2 separate regions of the Homo sapiens genome follow, and region 1 is linked to region 2. The links are chromatin loops, found by intact Hi-C in ENCODE. Cell type or tissue: IMR-90. All regions are shown on one strand. Each heading gives the region's core, and the rest is flanking DNA. Links, peaks and the distances in the headings are about the cores only. Region 1 has its middle 16 kb from the start of EDNRB. Region 2 holds the start of LINC01069 (long intergenic non-protein coding RNA 1069).

Evidence for each region. Peaks named below come from ENCODE experiments on the same cell type or tissue, not always from the same donor. Only the 100,000 strongest peaks of a DNase experiment are listed, where the experiment ranks them.
Region 1: it touches region 2 in a loop (2.5-fold over the local background); 3 of 110 quality-filtered maps call a loop at or near these places.

What each region holds. Positions count from the first base shown.
Region 1 is chr13:77,926,794-77,942,546 of GRCh38, reverse strand. It overlaps a transcript of EDNRB not described here. Among named protein-coding and RNA genes, the nearest start is that of EDNRB, 16 kb to the right of the region's middle. In IMR-90, for the core only: no CTCF peak of the experiment used is centred there; no DNase peak of the experiment used is centred there.
Region 2 is chr13:77,987,505-78,003,257 of GRCh38, reverse strand. LINC01069 (long intergenic non-protein coding RNA 1069) reads left to right here and starts at 8,485. Exons shown (of 3, transcript NR_108076.1): 1 at 8,485-8,643; 2 at 13,650-13,886. In IMR-90, for the core only: no CTCF peak of the experiment used is centred there; no DNase peak of the experiment used is centred there.

The DNA of each region.
Region 1 (15,753 bases), core at 4,443-12,442, 61 kb after region 2:
AATCTAAGAAAAGACGAAATATTATGAAAAGTCTGTTTGGCATATCTGAGAAGTATGTATAATCTAGTGGCTAATGTGTGGGCTCTGGATTTAGGTTTCTTGGCTTCATCTCTGCACAGCTTCATTTCTGTGCAGGCTTAGGCAACATATTTAACCTCTTTCCCTCTAAAATGTTTCATCTGGAACTAACCATCTTTCAGCGTTGTTGTGAAGATTAAATGAGGTAATACAGAACACCAGAAACAAGGCTTGTTTGTAAACACTTTATAAATGTAAGATATTATTTTTCAAGTTTTTTCCTCTTCATAATATAATACCAAACAGTAAGGAAGCACTTTATGAAATAATGTTTAAATTTTTTTTTCCCAGACAAGGCTTTTATTTCAGGGATTGTGCTCAAGTGCAAGGGAGACAGCAGAGGGAAGGCACAAAGATTCAATAGCTGGTTCCCTGAAAAAGGTGGTAGGGATTTTATTTTTGTTTAGACAAAGCACAAGAATTGACATCAGAGGTAAGCACATGACAGGCAGAACATTTGCAGGTCAGCATAGCTGGTTGCAGTGGTTAATAATGTTTAAATTTTATCAGACTGCTTCATAATACTGACAAAGCCTTCTATTCTTCCATCTCTCTGCACTGATGTTTATGAATAGTAACAAAATACTAAACATCTCCTATAACTCCTTACTCAAAATGGTACTGTATATAACTCAGTATTCTCGACAAGGCTTTTGCTTTATTTAAGCATTAGTTCAACAAATGTTGAGTGAATATTTATTATGTGCCAAACAGATTCCAAAATATAAAACAACTGTCCCTGTCCTACTGTCCAACTTAGAAAACTTCCATCACCACCACTCCTCATCCTTTTGAAAAAGTGTTAAACCATCGTTCTGTTCCACCTTTCCAATGGCCTGTGCCCCCTCATTTAACCTGTTAAGAGAAACTGCCTCATCTGTAAAATAGATATGAAGCTGCTGTGAGGAAAATGAGCTAGCTAATAGAGAAGAACCTTGTGAACTTATGAAAGTGTTAGTTATTTGATAAATCACTAGAAGAATCTGGTCATTATGTAAGTTAAAGAGTAGATGATAGTGCAATACAAGTAACTGTGGCTCCTTGTGAACTCTGGTCATTTACATTTATTTCCTCAGAACAGAGAATAGACAAACCAACCATACCATCCCTTCCCTTCTAGTAAGACTTTTAGAAATAATTATGAGTGCCTATTGGTAGTTAAAAAAAATTATCCAATGACTTTCTTAATTCTTATCACACTGAACCTCTGGACTACTTCTTGAATCTCTTCCCTCCCTTGGCTTCTCTGATTCTTCTCTTTTTTATTTGATTCTTCCTTCTCAGTCTTTTAACGGGATAGTTTCTTTACTCACTCCCTGTACAAATTAATTGTGGATAATTCCCAAATATGCATCTGTGTCTAAGAACTATATTATGAGCTTCAGGCTCACATTTCCAGGTTTCAACCAGATATCACACCTAGGTATCTCCCAGGCATCATAAATTAAACTAGACCAAAACTGAAATCATTGTAGCTTTCCAAAAATTTCTAGGATTCCTGTCTTAATCAATAGTATAAAACATGGATCCATGCCAGAATGGCATCTAGGATCCTGTTCCCATCCCTTTCAACTCGCACACAGAGACCACATCTTGTGAATTCTGAATCATAAATTATACGCTTAACCTCCTTCCATCTCCCCTTCAAATATTCCAAGCCAAAGTCTCTTTATCTTGCTCATAGACTGTGGCAATTTTAACCCAACTGCTCTTTGTGCATCATGACCTACACACACACACACACACACACACACACACACACACACACCCAATTCATCTTTTCCTTGGCTTTGAATGAGATTTTCTGACAAACTAATCTGTTCATAACACGCAGTGTGAGTATACATGCTTCTCATGCCTAAGAGGTAAACCACAGTCATCTTAAGTTGGTGTATTAGAGCTTCCTGTTTCTCCACGTCTACTTTGCCAGACTTATTGCACTAAAACTCCATCTTCTAGTTGCCATTCCAGGCATTCTGAGATTAAATTTCCCAGGAAGATGAGAGGGTTTTATGTATTTCAAAATTTTATGAAGGTATTCCATTTTTCTGAAATCCCCTATCTCCATTTTTACCTGGAGAACATCTACTCATATTTTATAGCTGAGCCCCATTATCACCTTCTCTATGAAAAAAAAAAATTAAACTCTTCTCTAGGTTAAATTTAACCATTTCCTCTTTTATGTCTTCCCTCTGTCCTTTTCATATCTTTACCACACACCTCCAATGAATCTCTTATAGTGAAGCTCATATGTCATTCCTCTTTGTTCATTCAACCCCCAGTGCCTAGAATAGCACCTGGAATACAGTGGTTAATTAATATTCTTCGCTTGCACAAATGTCTGAATAACTTAACAAATGAATAACTGTATTAATAGTGAATACAACCATGACATGAATTTTATAAGAACATGGGTCTGTACATAAGAATTTTTATTTTTATTTTATTTATTTATTTATTTATTTATTTATTTAGAGACAGAGTCTCACTCTGTTGCCAGGCTGGAGTGCAATGATGCCATCTCGACTCGCCGCAACCTCCACCTCCCGGGTTCCAGTGATTTTCCTGCATCAGCCTCCCAAGTAGCTGGGACTACAGGCACGTGCCACCACGCCCAGCTAATTTTTGTATTTTTAGTGGGGACAGAGTTTCACCATGTTGGCCAAGATGGTCTTGATCTCTTGACCTTGTGATCCACCCACCTCAGCTTCCCAAAGTGCTGGGATTACAGGCATGAGCCACTGCGCCCAGCCCATACATAAGAATTTTAAGTCCAGCATGCTACCATAATATAAAAAACATCTAGGAAAGAGAATCAGATATTTTCGTTGAGTGCTTACAATGTATGAATCCTTTAGCATCATTATCTCATTTAATTTGCAAGCAATTTTTAAGATAGGCATCATGGAACACCTACAACATGCAAAGCAGTTTTCATTCATGACTTCATTTAATCTTCCCAATGAATTTATGAAGAAAGTATTATTTTGGCAAATACACACATGACAACACTAAAACTCAAATTAGAGAATTTTCTAAAGATCAAACAAGTTTAAAGTGCCAAATTTAGGATTCCAACTATTTCTCTGTGTCAGGCCTTTGAGCCCAAGCTAAGCCATCATATCCCCTGTGACCTGCACGTACACATCCAGATGGCCAGTTCCTGCCTTAACTGATGACATTCCACCACAAAAGAAATGAAAATGGCCTGTTCCTGCCTTAACTGATGACATTATCTTGTGAAATTCCTTCTCCTGGCTCAAAAGCTCCCCTACTGAGCACCTTGTGACCCCCACTCCTGCCTGCCAGAGGACAACCCCCCTTTGACTGTAATTTTCCTTTACCTACCCAAATCTTATAAAATGGCCCCACCCCTATCTCCCTTTACTGACTCTCTTTCTGGACTCAGCCCACCTGCACCCAGGTGATTAAAAGCTTTATTGCTCACACAAACCCTGTTTGGTGGTCTCTTCACACTGACGTGCATGAAATTTGGTGCTGTGACTCAGATAGGGGGACCTCCCTTGGGAGATCAATCCCCTGTCCTCCTGCTCTTTGCTCTGTGAAAAAGATCCACCTATGACCTCGGGTCCTCAGAACCACCAGCCCAAGGAACATCTCACCAATTTTAAATCGGGTAAGTGGCCTCTTCTTACTGTCTTCTCCAACCTCTCTCACTATCCCTCAACCACTTTCTCCTTTCAATCTTGGTGCCACCCTTCAATCTCTCCCTTCTCTTAATTTCAATTCCTTTTATTTTCTGTTAGAGACAAAGGAGACACGTTTTATCTGTGGATCCAAAACTCCAGCGCTGGTCATGGACTTGGGAAGGCAGCCTTCCCTTGGTGTTTAATCATTGCAGGGATGCCTCTCTGATTATTCACCCATGTTTCAGAGGTGTCTGACCACGCGGGGACGCCTGCCTTGGTCATTCACCCTTAGCGGCAAGTACCACTTTTCTGGGGGGTAAGAACCCCCCAACCCCTTCTCCTTCACCCTTAGCAGCAAGTACCACTTTTCTAGGGGACAAGAACCCCCCAACCCCTTCTTTCTGTGTCTCTACCCCTTCTCTGCTTTTCTGGGGGCAAGAACCCCCCAATCCCTAATTTCCATACCCCGACCTCTTATCTCTGTGCCCCATCCCTTATTTCTCTGCTGTGACCTCTAATCTCTGCGCCCCAACCCCTTATTTCTGTGCCCTGACTCCTTTCCCGCTTTTCTGGAGGGTAAGAACCCCCGGACCCTTTCCCTCTGTGTCTCTACTCTCTCTTTTCTCTGGGCTTGCCTCCTTCACTATGGGCAACCTTCCACCCTCCATTCCTCCTGCTTCTCCCTTAGCCTGTGTTCTCAAGAAATTAAAACCTCTTCAACTCACACCTGACCTAAAACCTAAATGCCTTATTTTCTTCTGCAATGCCGCTTGACCCCAAACAAACTTGACAGTTGTTCCAAATAGCCAGAAAATGGCACTTTCAATTTTTCCATCCTACAAGATCTAAATAATTCTTGTCGTAAAATGTGCAAACAGTCGAAATGCCTGACATCCAGGCATTCTTTTACACAACAGTCCCTCCCTAGTCTCTGTTCCCGATGCAGCTCATCCCAAATCTTCCTTCTTTCCCTCCTGCCTGTCCCCTCAGTCCCAACCTCAAGCGTCACTGAGTCTTTCTAATCTTCCTTTTCTACAGACCCATCTGACCTCTCCCCTCATCGCCAGGCTAAGGTAGGTCCCAATTCTTCCTCAGCTTCTGCTCCTCCACCCTATAATCCTTTTATCACCTCCCCTCCTCACATTTGGTCCGGCTTACAGTTTAGTCCCACGACTAGCTCTTCCCCCACCTGCCCAACAATTTCCTCTTAGAGAGGTGGCTGGAGCTGAAGGCATAGTCAAAGTACAAGTACCTTTTTCTCTATCAGACCTCTCTCAGATCAGTCAGCATTTAGGCTCTTTCTCATCAGACCCCATTAAATATATACAGGAATTCCAATATCTAACTCTGTCCTACAGTTTAACCTGGAGTGACTTAAATGTCATCCTGACTTCTACCCTCTCCCCAGATGAAAGAGAAAGAGTTTTTTCTCTAGCCCAATCTCACGCTGATAACCGCTGGCTTCACGAGTCAGACCTCCAGGAAGGCATTAGAGCAGTTCCCTGAGAGGATCCCCAATGGAACTATCAGGCAAATTCCCCAGGTATAGCTAGACAAGATTACATGATTTCCTGCCTAGTTTGAGGGCTTAAAAAGGCAGCTTACAAACCTGTTAATTCTGACAAGCTTAAAGAAACTACCCAAGGTAAAGACGAAAACCCAGCCCAGTTCAGGGCCCACTTAGCAGCAACCCTTAGACGCTTTACCGCCCTAGACCCAGAAAGGCCAGAAGGCCGCCTTATTCTTAATATGCATTTTATCACCCAATCCACTCCTGACATTAGGAAAAAACTTCAAAAATTAGAATCTGGCCCTCAAACCCCACAACAGGAATTAATCAACCTCGCCTTCAAGGTGTACAATAATAGGAAGCAGCCAAACGGCAATGCATTTCTGAGTTACAATTACTTGCCTCTGCTGTGAGACAAAACCCAGCCACACCTCCAGCATACAAGAACTTCAAAATGCCTAAGCTGCACACGCCTAAGCCGCAGCAGTCAAGCATTCCTACAAGACTTCCTCCATCAGGATCTTGCTTCAAGTGCCAGAAATCTGGCCACTGGGCCAAGGAATGCCCACAGCCTGGGATTCCTCCTAAGCCATGTCCCATCTGTGCAGGACCCCACTGAAAATCAGACTGTTCAACTCACCTGGCAGCCACTTCCACAGCCCCTGGAACTCTGGCCCAAGGCTCTCTGACTCCTTCCCAGATCTTCTCGGCTTAGCAGCTGAAGACTGACACTGCCTGATTGCCTCGGAAGCCTACAAGACCATCACAGATGCTCTAAGTAATTCTCACAGTGGAAGATAAGTCCGCCCCCTTCTTAATTAATATGGAGGCTACCCACTCCACATTACCTTCTTTTCAAGGGCCTGTTTCCCTTGCCTCCATAACTGTTGTGGGTATTGATGGCCAGGCTTCTAAACCTCTTAAAACTCCCCAACTCTGGTGCCAACTTAGACAATACTCTTTTAAGCACTCCTTTTTAGTTATCCCCACCTGCCCAGTTCCCTTATTAGGCCGAGACACTTTAATTAAATTATCTGCTTCCCTGACTATTCCTGGGCTACAGCCACACCTCATTGCCGCCTTTTCCCCCAGTTCAAAGCCTCCTTCACATCCTCCCCTTGTATCTCCCCACCTTAACCCACAAGTATAAGACACCTCTACTCCCTCCTTAGCGACTGATCATGCACCCCTTATCATCCCATTAAAACCTAATCACTCTTATCCCGCTCAATGCCAATATCCCATCCCACAGCATGCTTTAAAAGGATGAAAGCCTGTTATCACTCACCTGTTATAGCATGGCCTTTTAAAGCCTATAAACTCTCCTTACAATTCCCCCATTTTACCTGTCCTAAAACCAGACAAGCCTTACAGGTTAGTTCAGGATCTGTGCCTTATCAATCAAATTGTTTTGCCTATCCACCCCATGGTGCCAAACCCATATACTCTCCTATTCTCAATACCTCCCTCCACAATCCATTATTCTGTTCTGGATCTCTAACATGCTTTCTTTACTATTCCTTTGCATCCTTCATCCCAGCCTTTCTTTGCTTTCACCTGGACTGACCCTGACACCCAACAGGCTCAGCAAATTACCTGGGCTGTACTGCCGCAAGGCTTCACAGACAGCCCCCATTACTTCAATCAAGCCCAAATTTCTTCCTCATCTGTTACCTGTTTTGGCGTAATTCTCATAAACACACACATGCTCTCCCTGCCTATTGTGTCTGACTGATCTCTCAAACCCCAACACCTTCTACAAAACAACTCCTTTCCTTCCTAGGCATGGTTAGATACTTTCGACTTTAGATACCTGGTTTTGCCATCCTAACAAAACCATTATATAAACTCACAAAAAGAAACCTAGCTGACCCCATAGATCCTAAATCCTTTCCCCACTCTTTTTCATTCCTTGAAGACAGCTTTAGAGACTGCCCCCACCCTAGCTCTCCCTGACTCATCTGAACCCTTTTCATTACCCACAGCCAAAGTGCAGGGCTGTGCAGTTGGAATTCTTACACAAGAACTGGGACTGCGCCCTGTAGCCTTTTTATCCAAACAACTTGACCTTACTGTTTTGCTTAGCCCTCAAGTTTGCGTGTGGCGGCCGCCGCCGCCCTAATACTTTTAAAGGCCCTTAAAATCACAAACTATGCTCAACTCACTCTCTACAGTTCTCATAACTTCCAAAATCTATTTTCTTCCTCACACCTGACACATATACTTTCTGCTCCCCGGCTCCTTCAGCTGTACTCACTCTTTGTTGAGTCCCACAATTACCATTGTTTCTGGCCCAGACTTCAATCCAGCTTCCCACATTATTCCTGATACCACACCTGACCCCCATGACTGTATCTCTCTGATCCACCTGACATTCACCCCATTTCCCCATATTTCCTTCTTTCCTGTTCCTCAACCTGATCACGCTTGATTTATTGATGGCAGTTCCACCAGGCATAATCACCACACACCAGCAAAGCCAGGCTATGCTATAGTACAAGCCACCAGCCTGCCTCTTAGAACCTCTCATTTCCTTTCCATCATGGAAATCTATCTCAAGGAAATAACTTCTCAGTGTTCCATCTGCTATTCTGCTACTCCTCAGGGACTATTCAGGCCCCCCCCCCCCTTTCCTACACATCAAGCTCAGGGATTTGCCCCTGCCCAGAACTGGCAAATTGACTTTACTAACATGCCCCAAGTCAGATAACTAAAATACCTCTTAGTCTGAGTAGACACTTTCACTAGATGGGTAGAGGCCTTTCCACAGGGTCTGAGAAGGTCACCGTGGTCATTTCTTCCCTTCTGTCAGACATAATTCCTCAGTTTGGCCTTCCCACCTCTATACAGTCTAATAGCAGACCGGCTTTTATTAGTCAAATCAGCCAAGCAGTTTTTCAGGCTCGTAGTATCCAGTGAAACGTTTATATCCCTTACGGTCCTCAGTCTTCAGGAAAAGTAGAACGGACTAAAGGTCTTTTAAAAACACACTTCACCAAGTTCAGCCACCAACTTAAAAAGGACTGCACAATACTTTTACCACTTTCCCTTCTCAGAATTCAGGCCTGTCCTCGGAATGCTACAAGGTACAGCCCATTTAAGCTCCTGTATGGACACTCCTTATTCTCTCTAGTCATACTCCTATTGACCGTTCTCAACTACGCATACATGCCCTGCTCTTGATTACACTGATGGTTTACGCTGCTTCTCCAAGCCATCACAGCTGATATCTCTTGGTGCTAACCCCAAACCGCCACTCTTAACTCTTAAAGTAAATAAATAATCTTTGCTGGCAAGGCTATGCTGAACCTCCTTAGGCACTCTCTAATCAGATGTCCTGGGTCCTCCCAATTCTTAGACCTTTAATACCTGTTTTTCTCCTTCTTTTATTCTGTTTAGTTTTTCAATTCATACAAAACCGTACCCAGGCCATCACCAATAATTCTAAATGACAAATGTTTCTTCTAACAGTCCCACAATATCACTCCTTACCACAAAATCTTCCTTCAGCTTAATCTCTCCCACTCTAGGTTCCCACGCTACCCCTAATCCCGCTCGAAGCAGCCCTGAGAAACATCGCCCATTATCTCTCCATACCATCTCCCAAAATTTTTGCCATCCTCACACTTTACCACTATTTCATTTTATTTTTCTTATTAATATAAGAAGACAGGAATGTCAGGCCTCTGAGCCCAAGCTAAGCTATCATATCCCCTGTGACCTGCACGTACACATCCAGATGGCCAGTTCCTGCCTTAACTGATGACATTCCACCACAAAAGAAATGAAAATGGCCTGTTCCTGCCTTAACTGATGACATTATCTTGTGAAATTCCTTCTCCTGGCTCATCCTGGCTCAAAAGCTCCCCTACTGAGCACCTTGTGACCCCTACTCCTGCCCGCCAGAGAACAACCCCCCTTTGACTGTAATTTTCCTTTACCTACCCAAATCTTATAAAACGGCCCCACCCCTGTCTCCCTTCGCTGACTCTCTTTTCGGACTCAGCCTGCCTGCACCCAGGTGATTAAAAGCTTTATTGCTCACACAAAGCCTGTTTGGTGGTCTCTTCACACGGACGCGCATGAAACTCTGCTCACCAGAATAAAAGTTCCACAAGTTAAATTTTGAAGTGTAACCTATATGTGATATTCACAGGTGTTTTGAAATGGGCATATGAGTTGCTAGTATCTTAGAATTGCTACAGAAACAAATATTTCCTAAAAAGGATATTTGCAGAGATTTCAAAATAGCCCATGTCATCAACATATCTTAAACATATATAACACAGCACGAGGGAAATTTGCATATTTTAATGCTTGGCAAAATAGCAAAGTTTGCTTTTTTAATGTTATGTGTTCTTTAGTTGGTCATAACAGATTTATTATAAATGGACATTCTCCAAAAGTCATTATGCTTCCTGATTTATTCATTTGTTTTAATCTTAGAGAGATTTGAATTGAACTAGAAATGCATGTAATTAAAACATTAAAGTTGAGCTCTGTTTAAAATGGGATTGAAAGAAAAACGGCTTTGGCAAACACCAATTATTGAACAGATTCACTTAGTATTTTTGGTCTTGATTATTTATAGTCCTTTTCAAAAAGTATGTCAAGGAAAAGCAGGCAAAGAAGCTATGACTGGACATACACATGCAATTTCAATGTCCAAAATATATGGTTACAAGTGTGAGACTGGAGTTAGATGGACTTGGTCTAAGGTCCCAGATCTGTCTGTCTTACGCTGTAGCCATAGGCACAGGCTTCTCTGAGCCTCAGTATTATTACCATGTTTAACACTGTAGAAATAATACCTATTTCACAGGGATTTTGTAAGACTTTAATAAAGTAGACATAAATAAATAAAGGGAGTGACACATCATTGAGATCTCAATAGATGGAAGCCACTTCTACCATTATTGTTTTAAATAATAAATCGTGTTAAATTAGCCATAAAGATGGGTATTTCCCATATCTTTTCAACATGTCCCTACATAGATATGTTCTGATAAATTTGATCCAGGGAGAGACACTGAAAAGATTGAAAAAGACATAAAGCTGTCTTTGATGTCCACTTTACTCCAGAGACTTTCAGCATCTTTGGTCCCCAGTCCTGGTTTCACCCCCTCATATGTGTGCCCTCTTTCATCTTCCTCTTCCGAGGCAGCCAGTGTCTAAAAGACAAGACTTCTCTCTTCTCCAGTTTTGGGTCTATTCCTAACCTAGTCTCAACTGGCTCTTTCTTCACTTTTTTTTTTTTTTTAATAATTCACCAACATAATTAAGTCTATGTTGTAAAACCAGATTCAAATATTACTTTATCTTTTCTTTGTATTGTAGAAAATAGAATTAAATCTTACAGAAACAGTTGTATAAAAACTAACTTGTGAGCTACTATCTCTTGCTAAAGAAAGCTGTAGCTAATTCGTGCAGTTCTTATTCATGATTTTTGCACAAATCATAACTATTTTCATTGCTATGCCTATTGAAAAATGCCCTACTGAAAATAATTTGATAAAAAGAGGAGGTTTTTTTTGTTTTTTTTTTTTTGTTTTTTTTTTTTTTTTGCTACTACAGTATTTCAATGCTAAGGAAAAATAGAGCTGTAGCTGAGACTCAAAAAAGGCTGGAAGAAGGAACTCAAATTCAGCAAGAGTGCTTCTCTCCCTCTCTTGGTTAGTTGATTACATTATTCTAATTGTGCACTGACACAATTAGACGCCCTGGCGTTTGTTAGAGGCCACTGATGTCTCCTATAAAAAAGTGTTTCTCTGATCTACTTTGAAAACAAACAAACAACAACAAAACCACCTCAGAGAAGGTCCTTGAGAGGAAAGCTTGGATCAGGTAATTCCCCCACCGATCAGCTACAGCCAGTAAGGCTGGATTATATCATACAAAAATAGTCTTTGGGAGACTATTTCCAAAGTTTTTCCAAGAATGTCATTTATAAGCAGGTTTATTCAAACTTTAAAAAAAAATACTTGACTTCTTATAGAAAACTTGTGAAATTTTTCAACAATGCAAGGAAAGGCAGATTTGGGAGTGTGACTTTAAATACAAACTCTAATAAAACTCAGCCTTTCCATTAATGTCTTTATTTTTATTTTAGTCTCAACTACACATGTAACTGTTTTAGATGTATTATTAAAAAAATAGAAATCTGGCCTTACACGATGGCTTTAGTAAAACAGGCTGAAATTATCTTAGTAAACAACATGATCATGACATTGGGCAGCAACTATTTAGATGCCGCTTTTCAAAAACAGCATCTGGAGACCGAATTCCTGTTTCTCTTTGGCTTGCAAAAATCATTATTTTGCTGTTAAATATAGGCCTATGGATAATACACATTTAGAGTTTGGGTCTTTACCTTATAAGGTAAAAGTAGGTGTGGAAGTGTCATAAAATAGATAGTGCTACAAATTCCACTGGCACCATTAACGAGACCCAGCTGTGCGTGTTAAACTCCTCAAAGACCAAACTTCAGGCACTGCATGCATTTAGCCAAAACTCATTATTTCTGAGAACATTTCAGAGTTGCCAGAAGTTCTATTTTGGCATATTGCAGATATATCAATAAATGCTGAGCTTTACAAATAGCTTGTTGTATGTACTTTTCAAAAGTTAATAAGTTACAAACTCAACATTTCTGACATGATTTCAGTTTCAGCTCTGCACTAATGTGCATGGTTTATGTCTACTGTTGTGGAAGTTCCTACCTGAAACCATCTCTCCATCACAACACTATTGTCTTCTTGAGAACAAACATCCAAATAATTAAGAAATCAGACATGCTAATTTTTGGTTCCATATCATAAATGTTTATTAATATTAAATATAAATTAAGAAGAGGTGTTCTGAAGTAATAATTAAAACTGATACTATCACAGACCACTTATCCATATAACCCTCTCTGAAAGTAGCTTCTTGGGAACATACTTCATGCATGTAAGTACATTTTAAGAACTTCTTGAAATAAACAAGTCATCTGAATCTATGTAGCTCTGTATGTGATGCAGAATCTTCTGTCTACTAAACTATTTTTTACTGCTTTCAGTTTTCTTGGTTTATTTTCAAGTGCTTATTGTTGAATTGTCATAAAGACCTGAACCATGTTTTTGCAGACCAGTAAACCAACAACTGAGGCAGTCAGTCCTGCCCATTTCCTGCTCCTCGTATAGTTGATCATCAAAAAAAAAGGCAATCCAACATAACCACCAATGCCAATAATTGCATAAACTTAGCTTTCAATCAATCCATAACTACGAGAATTCCATTCCAAGCCTGCACCTTTGCTAAGAAAGTTTATCACGAGGTCTGATGGTGTTCTCTTCTTATTATCTTCCAGAAACCAGAACATATATTAGTAAAAATGATCTCTGACATTTCCTAGACAATCACTGTATTCCACGCACTATACTGAATGATTTGCAAACATAATAGAATTTAAATCTCACAATGGAGACACTATTCTTACTCTTTCTTTTACCCAGAGGATATATCGAGGTAAAATGATTTGCATAAGGCTTCTCAGGTAGGTAAATGGCCAGGAGTCAGCGTTCCTGAAGTCCATGCTCTCCTCTTTCCCAGACTCCTTTCCTTGCAAAAGGGCATGATTCTTTCCTGTTTCTTGACCAGAGGTTTAAGTGGAAGGCTGTTAGCATGAAAGTGTTGGAATAGTCACCCGCCTTGTACAAATGGGTTTTCAGGGCATGAACCAGCATCTAAACTTCAGAAGAACTAAGATAGCTGATATTTCATTGCTCTAACATAGACAGATCTTAGTCCCCAAATCTTAATGGCAACTATTAGTTACAGAAGGGGAAATCTATGATAATGTTCTCTTAGGAAAATAAAGGCCACCTAAAGAGGACATACGTTACATTATGAGATCAAGCTGATGCCAACAAAATATTGGAAATATCAAAGAATATTCTCACATATGTATAGATGGATAGGTGCATCTACCATGACCAGACCTTATACATTTATCTTTCCTTCTTCTCCCTATGTCCTATAGATGACTGTTTGGGAAGATAAGGCCCTGTATATTTTGGTCCTCTTATTTGTATGCTATGAGGATTTCTAATAATCAAAACAATTCATGGTTTGGAGCCTAAAATATATTTGCTCATGTCACACAATTGAGACCTTTGAGTGATTATTTCTGTTGTCAGTCACTTCCAGAAATGTGTCATAACAAGCAGCAGAGTGACAAGTACAGGAAATGAATCACTAACCTTTTGACCTTCATCAACGTCTGAACCTAAAATTTATAGCTGATGAACGTTTAAATAGGACTGAGTTTCTCAACTGAAAATGCCTACTTTGGATGCCACTTCATCTTTTGTTAATGGCCTAGAACTTAAGTAAATTTAATCACTATAAAAAATGATTTAAAAGTGAGAGGTTGGAAGATGTTTTTTGTTATTTTTAAATTAAGCATTTGACATATTTTGGGAAATACTTTGGAAGTTCTTCTTAAATGATTTGGTGAAAACGTCACTAAGACAATGGCATTTTGTCTTTGCTTCTTATCCCTAGAGCAAATTCAGCTTTTCCCTAGAGTAAAGGTAAGAATAGCATTGTTCTCAGACTTGATCTTCTCTTGACTTCAGAGAAGCTGTGTTATGTCTGGAATTCTGAAGGAAAAAGGCCAGTTGTATTTTTCTGGCAAATTCATTGGCATTTATATATTTTAGATTAAAAAACTTAAATGTGTTGTTAGGGCTAATTTTAAGCCAAACACATTGTTGATCCCTCCAGTGGTAAACATTTTCAGGAAAGACATTCCTCTTGAAAACGAAACTCCTTAAAATATCATATTCTTTAGCTAATTTTACACCAAAAAAATAGTATCATGAAAAAATATGTACAAAATATTTGGTAACAATACTGAAACCACCCTGTGATAAATAAAGGGAATGAAATATTTCCTAAGTGTACCTCTTAGTGGAAAATCAAAATCACCAAATATCAGGTTACTTGCTTCTTGATATAAGACAGTGGTTAACAGTACAGCTTTAAAATATGATGATAGTATAATAAAATATGAAGTAAGCCCCCACTCATATATATAATAAAAGTGATGTCTTATTCCTCCAAATTTTTATAAAACATTAATTACTTGTCTAATTTGCTTGCATACAAATGATTAAATGTACCTGTATTAGTCTGTTCTCACACTGCTAATAAAGACATATGTGAGACTGGGTAATTTATAAAGTAAAGAGGTTTAATTGATTCACAGATCCACATGGCTGGGGAAGCCTCACAATCATGGCAGAAGGCAAAGGAGGAGCAAAGTCACTTCTTACTTGGCAGCAGGCAAGAGAGCTTGTGTAGGTGAACTCTCATTTATAAAACCATCAGATCTCATGAGACTTATTCATTATCATGAGAACAGCATGGGAAAAACTCACCCCCATGATTCAATTACCTCACACCAGGTCCCTCTCATGCACATGGGAATTATTATAATTCATGGTGAGATTTGGCTGGGGACACAGCCAGACCTTATCAATACCTGAGTAATAAGAACACTTTTCTTACAAATATTTGACTCTATCATAAGCTATGGATTATTCCTTGTGAATATCTAGATTAATGAATGGATAAAGATACTGGAAGAACAGAAATTGTGACAGTCTAAATATGTTACAGCTCTTGCTGTGGACGAATTTCATGCAAAGCATCCCAGTAATGATAATCATTCACTGACTTTTCCAACTAATTTGGAATTGGAAAAATATGAATACACCTATATCAGGTTCCTGATTGTCAAATTCACCTAAATATCAGGTCTACTTTCTTGCCAAATTGTCAAAAAGCGGAAATTTGTCTTAAATTTATCATGAGTACCCAACTTTGTTCTAGTTCCTAGACACAGACTTCCTCAACCTCACACCCCCAGATGGGTCAACTTGTACTCTTCTTATATAATTTCAGGCAAGCCCAGTCACTGTGTTAATCTAGAACAAGACAGGATAAAGTTCAATAGTCCAGCCCTCAACCTACCTCAGCTTTGGATTCTCTGAACTTACTCAAGCATCTAGATCTAGGACCTGAGGGCTCAATGATCCCACAGTGATGCTTGAATCTCAGGCGTCTACTATGAGAAGTAGATAACTAGGTAATCAACAACAACCTCTCCAGAGAAGATAAATAGATAGGGATGTACTTATCTTATATACTGATATGGTTTGCCTCTGTGTCCCCACCCAAATCTCATCTTGAATTGTACTCCCACAATTCTCACATGTTGTTGGAGATACCTGGCGGGAAATAATTTGAATCATGGGGGCAGTTTCCCCCATACTGTTCTCATGGTACTGAGTAAGTCTCACAAGATCTGATGGTTTTATCACAGGTTTCTGCTTTTGCATATTCCTCATTTTCTCTTGCTGCCACCATGTAAGAAGTGTCTTTCGCCTCCTGCCCTGATTCTGAGGCTTCCCCAGCCATGTAGAACTTTAAGTCCAATTAAACCTCTTTTCCTTCCCAGTCTCAGTATAT
Region 2 (15,753 bases), core at 4,633-12,632:
ACGGCTAGCCAGTTTTCACAGCACCATTTATTAGATAAGGAATCCTTTTCTCATTGCTTGTTTTTATCAGTTTTGTCAAACATCAGATGGTTGTAGACATGTGGTGTTATTTGTGAGGCCTCCGTTTTGTTCCATTGGTCTATATATCTGTTTTGGTGCCAGTACCATGCTGTTTTGGTTACTGTAGCCTTGTAGTATAGTTTGAAGTCAGGTAGCAGGATGACTCCAGCTTCATTCTTTTTGCTTAGGATTGTATTTGCTATATGGGCTCTTTTTTGATTCCACATAAAATTGAAAGTTTTTTCTAATTCTATGAAGAAAGTCAATGATAGCTTGATGGGAATAGCATTGAATCTATGAATTACTTTGGGCAATATGGCCATTTTGATGATATTGATTCTTCCTATCCATGAGTATGAAATGTTTTTCCATTTGTTTGTGTCCTCTCTTATTTCCTTGAGCAGTGGTTTGTAGTTCTCCTTAAATAGGTCCTTCACATCCCTTGTAAGTTGTATTCCTAGGTATTTTATTCTTTTTGTAGCAATTGTGAATGGGAGTTCATTCATAATTTGGATCTCTGCTTGTCTATTATTGGTGTCTAGGAATGCTTGTGATTTTTGCACATTATTTTGTATCCTGAGATTTTGCTGAAGTTGCTTATCAGCTTAAGGAGTTTTGGGGCTGAGATAATGGTGTTTTCTAAATATACAATTATGTCATTTGCAAACAGAGACAATTTGACTTCCTCTCTTCCTGTTTGAATACCCTTTATTTCTTTCTCTTGCCTGATTGCCCTGGCCAGAACTTCTAATACAATGTTGAATAGGAGTGGTGAGAAAGGGCATCCTTGTCTTCTGCTGGTTTTCAAAGGGAATGCTTCCAGCTTTTGCCCATTCAGTGATATTGGCTATGGGTTTGTCATAAATAGCTCTTATTATTTTGAGATATGTTCCATCAATACCTAGTTTATTGAGAGTTTTTAGCATGAAGGGGTGTTGAATTTTTCTGCATCTACTGAGATAATCATGTAGTTTTTGTCATTGGTTCTGTTTATGTGATGGATTACATTTATTGATTTGTGTATGTAGAATGAGCCCTGCATTCCAGGGATGAAACTGAATTGACCATGGTGGATAAACTTTTTGATGTGCTGCTTCAAAAAGTTCAGTTTGCCAGTATTTTATTGAGGATTTTCACATCGATGTTCTTAAGGGATATTGGACTGAAATTTTCTTTTTTGTTGTGTCTCTGCCAGGTTTTGGAATCAGGTTGATTATGGCCTCATAAAATGAGTTAGGGAGGAGTCCCTCTTTTTCTATTGTTTGGAATAGTTTCAGAAGGAATGGTAGCAGCTCCTCGTTGTTCAGGTATGAATTGTCTGGTCCTGGGCATTTTTTTGGTTGGTAGGCTGTTGATTACTGCCTCAATTTCAGACCTTGTTATTGGTCTATTCGGGTATTCGACTTCTTCCTGGTTTAGTCTTGGAAGGGTGTATGTGTCCAGGAATGTATCCATTTCTTCTAGATTTTCCAGTTGATTTGCATAGAGGTGTTTATATTATTCTTTGATGGCAATTTGTATTTCTCTGGGATCAGTGGTAATCTCCCCTTTATCATTTATCATTTTTTGTGTCTTTTTGATTCTTCTCTCTCTTCTTATTACTCTAGCTAGCAGTTTATCTATTTTGTTAATCTTTTCAAAAAACCAGCTCCTGGATTCACTGAACTTTTGAAGCATTTTTCATGTCTCTATCTCCTTCAGTTCTGCTCTGATCTTAGTTATTTCTTGTCTTCTGCTAGCTTTTGAATTTGTTTGCTCTTGCTTCTCTATTTCAATTGTGATGTTAGGGTGTCAATTTCAGATCTTTCCCACTTTGTGATGTGAACACCTAGTGCTATAAATTTCCCACTTAACATTGCTTTAACTGTGTCCCAGAGATTCTGGTACATTTTCTCCTTGTTCTCATTCGTTTTCAAATAACTTATTTCTGTCTGTCTTATATCATTATTTACCCAGCAGTCATTCAGGAGCAGGTTGTTCAGTTTCCATGTATTTGTGCAGTTTTGAGTGAGTTTCTTAATCCTAAGTTCTAATTTGATTTCACTGTGGTCTGAGAGACTGTTATGATTTCCGTTCTTTTGCATTTGCTCGGAAGTGTTTTACATCGAATTATGTGGTCAATTTTAGAATAAGTGCTATGTGGTGCTGAGAATAATAAATATTGTGTTGTTTTGGGGTGGAGAGTTCTGTAGATGTCTATCGGGTCTGCTTGGTCCAGAGCTGAGTTCAAGTCCTGAATGTCCTTGTTAATTTTCTGTCTGCTTGGTCTAATATTGACAGTGGGGTATTAAAGTCTCCCACTATTATTGTGTGGGGGTCGAAGTCTCTTTATAGGTCTCTAAGAACTTGTTTTATGAATCTGGGTGCTCCTGTATTGATTGCATATATATTTAGGATACTTAGCTCTTCTCGTTTCATTGATGCCTTTACCATTACATAATCTCCTACATTGTCTTTTTTGATCTTTGTTGCTTTAAAGTCTGTTTTATCAAAGAGTAGGATTGCAACCCCTGCTTTTTTTTTTTTTTTTTTTTTTTTTTTTGCTTTTCATTTGCTTGGTAAATATTCCTCCATCCCTTTATTTTGAGCCTTTTTGTGTCTTTGCACGTGATATGGGTCTCCTGAATACAGCACACTGATGGGTCTTGACTTTATCCAATTTGCCATTCTGCATCTTTTAATTGAGGCATTTAGCCTGTTTACATTTAAGGTTGATATTGTTACGTGTGAATTTGATCCTGTCATCATGATGCTAGCTGGTTATTTTGCACATTGGTTGTTGCAGTGAGAAACTGCTACTTTAACATCACGAACAAGAAAATATGATGTCTTCTTTCACCACAATGCAAAATAAAACTAAAAACTAATTAAATGTATAATTTTATATATTTTCATGATTAAAACTGAAAAGAAGTTAATAAGTATTTAATGCAAGAAGTCACAAAAGAAAAAAGGGATAGTAAGGCAAAGTAGGGGAAGATAATTATCAACAAGTTTGGAAACAGGAAGAAAAGAAGATTTATGTGAATAAAATAGTGCTTTTTGTCTTTGTAGTTATCTATCACTCCAGTATACAAAAATGGCTTGGCAGAGTTTAATCAAATTAAAAAGTATGTATTACATGGCACTTACAAAATTAAATGTATATGTGTCATATTAAGCATGTCATGAGTTAGGCATTCATTCCCCAGAACACTTGTAATAGAGGAAGGTACAAGAGGCCCACAAATTTGCAAAATGGGGAAGATATGCCATGAAAATTAATTTGCATTGGGAAGAGACAGCAGATAGTGGATCACATGCAAGTCATGAAATAGAAATCACATTAACTCATGACATTTTACTTGACAATGAGTTGCTTCTCAAATAGGTGATGTAAGTTGTATGCTTTAGGTGACAAATAGTTAGAATTTATGCTTGTTAATGGTTTTCCTAAGCAGTTAAGTAATTCTCATACAACATAACCCCAATTTTAAGGAAAAACAATCAAATCTGCACATGCACAGAGCAATATATATATATGTTTATATAAATATATTGTTCTATATATGTAACAAGAATTCTGTAGTGCTTTATTATGTATATGTTTATATATAATTATATGGGACATCAGCACTCCTTGTTCTTGGATTTAGTAATATATAAAATATATATATAAAATAATTTTTATATATGTATATTATATATATGTAAGCACATATATAAAAAATTATAAATATAAATTAAATATATTAAAAATATAAAATAATTGTAAACATATATAAAATAATTATGTACAAACATATACATAATAAAGTATTTGTATCTAATATATAAAAACCTTTAACACGTCAATGAGAAGAAACAACATAATCAAAAATCGTCAAAATTAAAAAGATCATGAATAACAAGATTTGGTGAGGTTATAAAACATGAGGAAGTCTCACACACTGTTGGTGGGAACAGTCTGGTTGTTTCTTATGGAGTTATAGCTACACTTAAAACACTGAGGAATCAACCTGCCTAGGTACACAAGATAAATGTAAAGATACAGCCACACAAAAACTTGTACCTGAATGTTCATAACATATTTATTAGCCAAAAACTAGAGGCAAGTTGACCTTTCTTCAAATAATTAATAGATAAACAACAAGGATGAATTTCCAAAATATTATGCCAAGTGAAAAAGCCCAGACACGAATTCATTTATCTGAAATTGAAGCCAATAAGTGCTCTGCTGACTGAATGCATGTCAGGGTTTTCCAGAGGCTGGGAAGGGCTAAAAGGAATTGACTGCAGAGGGATACAAGGACACTTTTTTGTGGCGATAGAAATGCTCTAATCTGGATGATGGTGGTAGTTACATGACAGCACATTTGTCAAAACCCCTCAAATTTACACTTAAAATAGATAACATTTCTTCTATATACATTATTCCACAATTAAACTGATTATTTTAAAGTCTGCTTAGATGGATAATCTCCATAACAATGGATATTTCCTAAATGCCAAATAGCTAAATGAATTATGAGTTATCTTTTAGTCACTGAAATTTTATCCGCCCAAACTGAGAATTCTTTTTGAAGACTTTTAATTGGAAAGGTTAAACAGACAAAATAATTCTCATACAACATAATCCCAATTTTAAGGAGACACAATCAAATCTGTACATGCACAGAGCAATATCTAGAAGAAAATATGAAAGCAGCATTAACAGTTATTTCTCAATGTGATAGTATTAGTGATGATTTTATTTTCTTCATTTGCTTTCCTATGTCTTTCTAACTTTACATAATATAGTTGTATTACTATTTTAAACAGAAATAAATGAACAAATTTTTAAAAAAATTTTTAAGAAACTCTAGCTTACAGAATGAAAATAAAATGTCTTAGAATGGCATCCAATGCCCTCTCACCTCTAGCTCTGGCCTCAGTCTCCCCCCTACCCCCACAGAAATTATACCCTTTCCCTGCCATCTGAATTCTGTCTAGGCTTCCAAGTCTTTGTATGTGCTATTTGCTCTTTGGGAAAATGCTTGTTCTCACACCTCATCCATCTCAAACCTTCTTGTTGTCCTTTAAGAATCAACTCAAGTACTCCCTCTGTTCTCATTTGGAACAGTTTTCTACCTCCAAATATTAGTATATGCTATCATGCTATGCCTATGATACAGGATCACAGATTTCCTTTTCGGTATTGGGTAGGATTGACTAGGGGGTAATAAATAACTCCTAAATTTCATGTGACTTGCCACAACAAAGCTTTTCTTCTTTCACGTTTCCATGTCCCACATGAATTTGCAAGAGGCTTTGTTGCACGTGGTCTCTCAGAACCTCAGGCTGTTGGAAGTTCCATCATCTTGTAGCTGCTCCCAGTGGCAAAGAGCAACCAAAGAACTACATGTAAGTGTTTCACTGCTTCATCCCAGAGAAGGCACAATATCAATATTGCCCACATTTCATGACCATATCATATCATATTAGCCTCCCTACTGGTAAGGAAGCTGGGAAATTTGAGGGAATATGAGCTTTACTGTCTCTACCACACTTCCACCACTTGATGAGTTCTCAAAAGATGAGGACTGTGCTATGCTCACTCAGCTTTGTATCTCCTGCACTGAATATAAGGCTTGGCTTTTAGCAGATGCTTGAGAACACGTTGGTGAATGAATGTATAAATGAAAGTATATTGTGTAACTTAAAAATAAACAAAAAGATATGTTCCTGAATGAGAGAAGCTGAAATTTAGTAAGAAATAGTAAACATTGGGAAAAAAGTGCATAACTAAGCATTGATCTATACTCCAACTTCAACAGATGGAGATCTACAGACTTAATGGTATGCCTCAAAGTGATTGAGTAGAATTTAGACCAAATAAAAAAGGAAAAATTTGAGGAAGGAGAATGTAAATTGGTAAAGGGTAAAAGGTAACCATGACCATAAGAAGTCTGTGGGAATTTCAGGCAACTGACTGTGGTATACTGAACCCAAAAGATGCCCATATCCTAATTCCACAACCTGTGAATTTTACCTTATATAGCAAAATAGACTTTATAGATGTGCTTAAGGATCATGAGATGGGTAAAGTAGCCTGGGTTATCCAGATGATCCTAATAATGTAATCACAAGAATCCTTTAAAAGGGAACAGGAGATCAGAGTGAGTAGTAGATGTGATGACAAAAGCTTAAGATTGGAGTATGGTGAGGAAGGGGCCACTAGCTGAGGAATGCAGGCAGCCCCTAGAAGCTAGAAAAGGCAAGGAAATGGGTTTCCCCTGAGCCTCCAGAAGAAACAGACACCTTGATGTTAGCCCAGTGAGACTGATTTTGAACTTCTGACTTTCAAAACTGTAAGAAAATACATTTGCATTGTTTTAAGCCATTAAGTTTGTGGTAATTTGTTATAGCAGCCACAGAAAATGCACTCACTCATCAATCTCCCTAGAAAATACAAAGTTTGTCCAAAAAAATAGAAATAAAATCCTACAGGTAAGATTAAGAAAGACTGGTAAAGACAAAAAACATTGAACCAATTAGAACACAAAGAAAAAACTAACATTATGGCATGCAAGTTGGCAGTAGGCACAGTCTTTGGTACTTCTATCAACGTTTTCTCCATCTAGTCCTTACATCAGGCTGCATGGAGGTTCATGTCTCCATTTCACAAATGAGAATGTAGTGGTTCTGAGAGTCTAAATAAGTAACCTAATGTTCACATGACTAATACGTGGAGGATTCAAGATTTGAACTATGTCTCATTCACGTCAAGATGAGGTAGAAAACAAGAATACTATTCCTAACAGTGTGATATAAATATTTACTATGTAAAATGATTTCCAACGCACCATTTTGACTGATCATTACAATAATCCTGCAAGAAAGGCAGGGCAGGTATTGTTCGTTATATTTTGTGGATAAATAAACCGATGCATTGTTCAAAGTCACAGAGCTATATAGTGGCAGAGCTCAGTGCTACTGAGGTGAAGTGAGGAGGTGAAGGGAAGGGAATCAGTTTGCACTTGCCATAGGGATCACATGGGAGCTGGAAGATTCTTGTATTTTTGTTTGTTTTTATTTATTATACTTTAAGTTCTGGGACACATGTGCCATGGTGGTTTGCTGCACCTATCAACCCATCATCTAGGTTTTAAGCCGCTCATGCATTAGGTATTTGTCCTAATACTCTCCCTCCCCTTGCTCCCCACTCCCTACAGGCCCCAGTGTGTGATGTTCCCGTCCCTGCGTCCAAGGGTTCTTATTGTTCAACTACCACTTATGAGTGAGAACATGTGGTGTTTGGTTTTCTGCTCCTGTGTTAGTTTGCTGAGAGTGATGGTTTCCAGCTTCATCCACGTCCCTGCAAAAGACATGAAGTCATTCTTTTTTATGGCTGCATAGTATTCCATGGTGTATATGTGCCACATTTTGTTTATCCAGTCTATCATTGATGAGCATTTGGGTTGGTTCCATGTCTTTGCTATAGTGAATAGTGCTGCAATAAAGATGTGTGTGTGCATGTGTCTTTATAGTAGAATGACTTATAATCCTTGTTTTTAAGATAACTAGTTAATGTATCTTCTAAGTGTAAGGTGATGGCAATTCTTTAAAAGAAGAATTGATAGGACTTGGTGACAAATCATAGTACAAATTGATTATGGAAAAGAGAACAAAAATATTTCTTCACAGGTACATAAACTTGGTGTCTATTTTAAATACATGTAAAGTATTGATCCTCGTCTCACATGTAATAAGAGATGCCTCACAAATATCTGTTGAACTGAAATGTCCATTAAGAAATTGCAGTACCAAAACTTGGGAGAAAGAGACAGATAGCTTTGACCTATATTTTTAAGGATAATAAAAATAAAAATGAAAGTTAATGTCATAAGAATCGATGAGCTTTCTGAGAGAGAGAGAGTAGCTACAGAGAAGACAGTCTGCCTAACATGACAGCACAATTCTCCTGGGTTTAAAACTCCTGTGTGCCTGGGTGTGTTGGCTCACGCTTGTAATCCCAGCACTTTGGGGGGCCAAGGTGGGCAGATCACCTGAGTTCAGGAGTTCAAGACCAGCCTGGCCAACATGGTGAAACCCCGTCTCTACCCGAAATACAAAATTAGCCAGGCATGGTGGCAGATGCCTGTAATCCCAGCTACTTGGGAGGCTAAGGCAGGAGAATCGCTTGAACCCAGGAGGCAGAGGTCGCAGTGAGCCGAGACTGCACCACTGCACTCCAGCCTGGGTGACAGAGTGAGACTCCGTCTCAAAAAAAAACAAAAAAAACAAAAAAACAAAACAAAAAAAAACCAGAAAAAAACAAAAATACATAAAACTCCTGTGTGTTCAAGAGACCCCTATTAAAATGCAGAGCATCAAGTGAGCTAACAGAGTTTTAAATAGTACCAGCCAACACTTCAGAGAGACTGCTTTTTACTGAAATAGGCCACCTAACAATGTCAAGGCAGAGAAAGAAGCTTCTGGGCAGTTAGTGTGTGAATTATGAAAGGAAGATGAATGGGAGGTACGAAGGTGGGAAAAACAGACTGAAGTAGCTTGTCACTTCTACCTAGGACCAGTCTTGCTTTTAAGTATAATGAATACCAGGTAATCTTATCAACATTTCTATGATAACTACTAGCCCAGTTTATTTTAGTCAACACTCAGCTCTGCTTAGAATGTCAACTATATTTTTAAGAAGCAATGAATTCTTTCACAATTCAAAATGTATAGATAGGTTAAAATGCTACTATTTTGGAATGTAGACATTGGCCTGGCCTTGAGAATAAGAGCATTTTCCATTTTTCGGATGTTTAGCCCATGTCCCCTACTGTATGTTGGCATGTGTCCAACCCTGCAGCATGTGAGTGAGTGGTGACCACACTCATTTACAGGAGCCCAGGCTCTGACTGGATGATGGTCTGAGGTTGCATGACTGGTAGTCACAGACTTGGGACAGATCTGTCTGATTCCAAAGTCTCCGTCATATTGTCTTCAACAGTGTGGCTATTTTTATTTTTGAAATAAGTCGAAATCCAAGACAGAAAGAAATAAGAGACGGCAATACATTTCTAAACCTTCCAGCAGCTGCTATCCAGCCTAGCATATCATAGGTACCTGTTTTGTTTTGTTGAATTGAATAGGTAAACTTCTGGCTGATTTTGAGCCTGTCCTGACTCTTTTGTGGTAACAAGCTCCCCAAAATAGTTAAATGAAGCTTTAGCACAAATCCTCATCTGGAAAAAATGTACAAAGTTAATGATTCAAGAGTAATCATTATTGAAGTAATTTATAAGAAAATATTGCCTGATAGGTTGTCTAGCAAGAGAGAGGCTCAACACCTCCTTGGTGGACTACATGCCAGGCGCGGTGGCTCACTCCTGTAATCCCAGCACCTTGGGAAGCCGAGGCAGGTGGATGCCCTGAGGTCGGGAGTTTGAGACCAGCCTGACCAACACGGAGAAACTCTGTCTCTGCTAAAAATACAAAATTAGCTAGGCATAGTGGCGCATGCCTGTAATCCCACTTACTCGGGAGGCTGAGGCAGGAGAATTGCTTGAACTCGGGAGGTGGAGGTTGCGATGAGCCGAGATTGTACCATTGCACTCCAGCCTGGGCAACAAGAGTGAAATTCCATCTCAAAAAAAAAGTATATGGTTATTCTTATTTAGTATTTGTACAGTCCAAAAATATATATGTATTTGGTAAGAACAAAGTATTTGCTCAATGCTCTACACAGTTCCAGCCTAAACTAGGAAAACAAAATATATTAGGACCAAGACACAATACCCAAGGGGGTGGTCAAATGTCAGAGGTGTAGGCCTAATTATTTATTTATTTTTCTGGCTCTGCTGTGGGAACCTTGGTCTTGACTCCTCCGAGTCCCAGAATCACAATCTTCAGGAAGAGATTCCAGCCACACCTCTTGTCCTAATCCCTAATCTTAGCTCAGGAAACCAATAAGCTTCAAATGTATATACCAGGATGTTTTCCTAACCCTCGGTAAGGACTCAACCATGAGAGTGTTGCTCACAAGGAGGGCCACATCCCTCCTATGTTCTTTTTCTGGTTTAATACATCTGCCAACATGCAATATATTCCCAGGATGAGCTTATTCTTGAGAACTAAATATGTTCTTCATTTTAATATAAAGTTAGAATTCTGTATTCATGAATCAAAAAAAGAGACGTGAAGTGATCAGCCATGCTCAGATGACCAAGGGAGTTGGGAAGGGTATTATAAACAAAACAAAAGGGAAGAAAACTATTTTAAGGAATCACAACAGTAGAAAAAGTGCCTTGCTTTTTTCTCAGAAGGTAACATTTCTCAAGCAGGAAAAAAAAAATTAATCCCTATGCCTCCCAAAAAGAACATTTAAAATCTTCCTAGCAATGAAAGAAGTCACTATGTCTCCCATTAGTTTATAAACCATAAAATAGACTTTATGTCTGAAGCCTTAAAAAGAGAATAAAAGCTATACTTCAATATTAATCATGCATTTGTTAAAAGGGGCAACACTTTTAAAATAATGAACCACTGGCATTTAAGTGTTGCTACAATGTTCTAAAAATGTACTCTGAATATTTTAGAGGAAGAGATGATTGGTACGGCTACACCTTCTAATGTAAAACATATGTGCTTTAAAAATAAACTTGGATTTTAAATGTTCAAAAATTTATTTCTATCTTGTCTAGATTTAGCTTTATGAGTAATTTCATGTTTGCAATATTAATTCTTCTTTTTGAAACCAGTTTGTCAACTGCTTTCAAGTTTTTAAAAATGCAACTAAAATTTTAAGCTTAAAACCTCAAATCTGTAAAATTTAGTGATTTTTTTTTTACAGCTCAAAAGATGTGGCCTAGTATGATATTCACCCTTTAAATTCCTAACTTTAGAAAAACATTCTGTAATGTAGTCCTATGTACCACCACACAAACAATCATATACACATGCATATATATCTCCAACTTCTATTTTATTATATGTGTATATGTGTATACATATATAAACACATATATAAATGTATTTTTTCTGACAAATCTCTTTAATAATGCCTTAGAAATAAAATCAAATAATAGATTTATTGAGCAGTGATACAAATAGTTCCAATCAAAATAAATTACCCCAAATAATTTTTTCCCATTTGCATTACTGATATGTAAATTTGATATCTACCTTTACATGAATAAGAAATCTAATTTTGGCCAGGTAATTATCAACCTGGTATTAAATCAAAATTACATGCATGGAAGAGGGAGAGATATTACAAATCATGTACAAAACCAATTATAGCATAATAAACCTTTCTATATATTGGCAACTAGCTTATATTTTGACTAAGATTTCACTTAACAGATCTTTTGAAATATCACTTTTCATTATGTTTTATTGTTCTCTCTCTGTGCATGTATGTGTGTGTATATATATATACACTATTATATATAGTATATAATAGTATATATATGTGTGTACGTGTATACATACATACATACACACACACACACACATATATACTCTTTTAACTAAGATCTCAGTGAATGAAGAAGTCAACAGCTAATTGTTAGTTAATTGTTTAGGGAAAGAGATGTAGAGAAGTAAACATAAACTTCTATTTTTTCAGTTATTAGGAGTCATGTCTGAAACAGACACAGAAATAAATATTTGATTTAAACATATTGATGTTATAGTCCCAAAATAAATAAAAAGGTTCAAGAGGCTCAGTTCATCATTTAAAGTGTATGATAATTTTTAGTAGAGACCCAAATGCTGTTGTGTATTTGATAAAGAAAGAGAAACATATGTTAATATAATAACAGCTTTTCATTTTTTCCTATGGTGACAGAAAAATCTAAAGTGACTTTTCCCTGTCACTTTGGGTAACAAACTAATCCTGGAATGTTGGAGGGAGAATTTAGCACAACATGTTAAGGAAATGCAGATGGAACTGATGTTTTATTAGATGTGCTAAAAATATCTTTATGCTAGGAACTCCTTTCTTATCAAACACCACGGGGGCCCAGTTTCGCATCCTATGAACACCAGTGTGCTTTGTGAGAAACAGCCTGTTCTCTTTATATTTAAAACTTGTATTGTGCTTTATCTGGAAACCCGAACAAAAAGTGCTGCTAAATTAAGAGATACATGGCATCTTCTCTCGTTGACATGGAGACCATGGCTGTGATAAATATGGGCTAATATGCTTTGAAGAAAAACAAATAATCACAAGGGAAAACTTTATACTCTCCTGGAGGAAAAAGGAAATAATTTCAAAACTTAAATATTTTGTAGGATAAACAATCACAAATCTTACCAAGGTGATCTAGTAAGAATACTCTTTTTTTTCCCCTTGCACAAAGAAGATTATAATCCTTATTTAACTTGAAAGGAAACCTTAGTTTTATCTTATAAAATAAGATAGAAATCTCTAGGGCGGGACACTGGCTGCCTCATCAGTTATTATAATTTTATAAGAAATGACCTTTAAACTGTAGAGCATGAAATTAAGCAAAAACATTCTGTGTATAAGAAGAGCATTCCTAGACCTTGCCCTCAACGCAGATCTGTTATCATTCTAGATTTATCAGTGATGAAATTGGACACACTCGATTTTCCTCCCACTGGTAATATTTGCAGTCAGCATGAATAGACTTTCTCAGTACAGTTTTCAACTCCTGGCACAACAGTATCCTTTTTCCAAACTATAGCATAAATCACAGAAAAGTATCTCCTCATTTGTTTGGGATGAGTTTTAATTCAGAAACAATTTATAGTAATATTCTAAGAGACTGACTGAATTTGCTTTCCCAACTGAAAAAGGAATCAACTATTTGTTATTATTTAATGAAGCTTTGAAGCATGAGGAAGTCAATTATTCTTCAGTGCAGGTCTGTATTTCTTTTGAAATATTAGAAATTGAAGAATAGTAACAATAACTTAATCTTACCAAACACCATTATTCTATGCTCTTTTCTATGTACTTCCCATTATTAACTCCTCAAAGTGTCATAATAACAAGATAAAGTAGGTACCATGAGTATCACCATTTAACAGATAAGGAAAATGAAGCAACCTGACCAATATTACATTAAGAACTCTGTGGAAAAGTCAGATTTTTAAACCAAACGGTTAGGCTCAAACATCTATTCTCACAACCACTGTGCTAGTAACCTATGGCCTTTTAAAAGGCAATTGCTCATTTTCCTACCTTGTTGATGAGATCATATTTTTGCTGTAAAGCATTGGTTGTTCATTTTATATTTCAAAATGTTTCAGTGCAGTGCAGAGCCTGTGTTCCTCTTCTTTTATTTTATGACTCTGTTTTTTTTTTATTGGATGTGATTTTTAAAATCATAAATGTTTTTTACACTCCAAAAAATTATGGAGTGAACTAGTGGGATCACACATAAATATTTGCATGATTTTCAGTTTTTATATGGCAGTTATCTTACTTTTATAATAGGATTTTGCAGGTTGTAAGCTCAGAATTTCATGCTGAAAAATAAGAAAAATCCAAGCTCTTGTCATTTCTAGTCACCATAATTTGCTTCTTTCTCTTTGTAACAGTCACTCCTGTAATGATATGAGTTTTGGATAATTTTTTTATTTATTTCAAGTGATGTACAAAGGGGACTCCTGCATTTTCCCTGTTCCCTGAAGAGATTAAGAACTTCTGAGTGGAGACAAACGGGAAAAAATATTGTTTGTGGAACCTTGCCTAGGCTTGATGAGAAGGAGGAAAGAGCTCTTACAGCTAAAACTAATCAGTAACTGTGGTTTCTCCAAACATGGAAGAATTTTCCATCAACAGTCACAATGGGGAGTGTCTAGTTGGACCATCATGGAAGATGGATGTGAGTAAAACCGGATTACTTATTTATTATTTAAATGTAGAGTCTTGACTTTAGTAGCATTTTGGGTGCTATAGGTATACATAATTCAGTGATCTAAATTAAAGTATAATCCAATAAAAGTTATACCTATTATTGTCGTTCCCTTCTACTGAAAATTCAAAAGAGAAAAAGAAAAGGAGAGGGGAATATGTTTGTGCTCTAATGTTATGAATGTAAGAAACTGTTACAAATATTTCCAATACATAGACCATTATTTAGTTTTTCTGATGTTTTTACTGCTTAAATTCAGCAGATAATAGCCTTTGCAAGTATATAGATAGACAATGACATTTCAGGCATAATAGGCAGACTAGTAGTGGCTTTTGTTTTGTTTTGTTTTTCTCTGAAAATAATCTTCTATAGTTACTTCATGTTGCTACCGTGAAACAAATGATCCTCCATTTACCCCACTGGATAAATTTGAAAAGATCCCATTCCACTATCCTCTTTCATCCCTACCTGTCCCAAACTGTAGATGGCAGTTTTGTTATCATGTCACCTGAATTAACCTATTAGAGAGAATAGAGACCCTTAAATGTACATGTTTTATCAGAGTTGTGTGCACCCATTGTTGTGATGTTCTGCTCATGTTCTTCTGAGTTTCCTTAGGGATCTGGGGAGTTTGGATGGTGTAGCTGCAATGACAGAAGAGGACACTGTCCATTGTGGCTTTGAACAGACATGATCCATTCCCGGTGGTAGAGCCTTATCATTCAGTCTGGGGAGTGGACTGGAATCCAGCTGGCATTCATCGTCCCCCTGTCCTGCCTTGGCAGGGGTTGCAGTACACTAGTGATGACACAGCAGCCACATTGAGGGGAGTAGTTCTAATTCTACTCTCAGGGACACCCATCTGTGGTGTATCATTGGTGTCTGGTGGCTTTTGGAAATTCCAATATATAGCACAGTCATTTCTGTTTCTAAGAGGAGAGGACTTTTCAACTTAGCAAGAGTATAATGAAAAAGTGGGAGTTAGCAACTATTAAAGTTTTGGTAGCTTCTATTGGGCACCTAGAAACAAAGCCTAAATATGAGAAAAGATCAATAAGCCCTGTGGTAGAATCACATGAAAACCTTACTTTGGGATATTTTTGTGCATTTTAATGATTTCTGACTTTTAAATTTACTTTTCCAAAGCTGCCATTCTTTCTCAGGCTCCAAACTAACACTGAGAAGCAAGATTTAGGGGCACTGACCATGCATCTGATAAGTCATTACTTCAGGAAATATGTACTAAGCCCTTTTATGTGACAGGCACTGGAGTAAGGAAAATGGGCAAACAGCACTTGCTTCAAGGAGAGAAGAGCAACATGTCAGAAAGCCAAACTGAATTAAGGAGAGAAAATTAAATTTCTCATTTAACAGCTGCAACAATAACATACAAATAAATTTACTGATCAATAAGGGATGTACTTTCACGTAAGTTTTCAAACTCAGCAAGCATTAGAACACTAACCAATACTGAAATAAAGCCAAAGGCTAACTGCAGAACCACCAACTTTATTTTCTAATCAGATAATATTTCAGGGTTGTAGCCTTCTCGAAAACCTTTAAACATTAGCCTAATCCTTAAATACATGCTTTGCCTGGGAGTTAATACTAGGCATGAATAAAGTTTTTTTTTATAGAAAAAAAGACAGGTAACAGACATATATATTTACGGTATATAATCTATATACACATATATTCTGAATATGTATATGATGTGTATGTGCATACATACACTTTCCTTAGAATTTCTTAGTAATTATGAATATGGTAAGTGTTAGGCTGATTCCAAATGAGTGTAACTACACTAAAATTTCTGGCGCTCTGGGAGATACTGTCT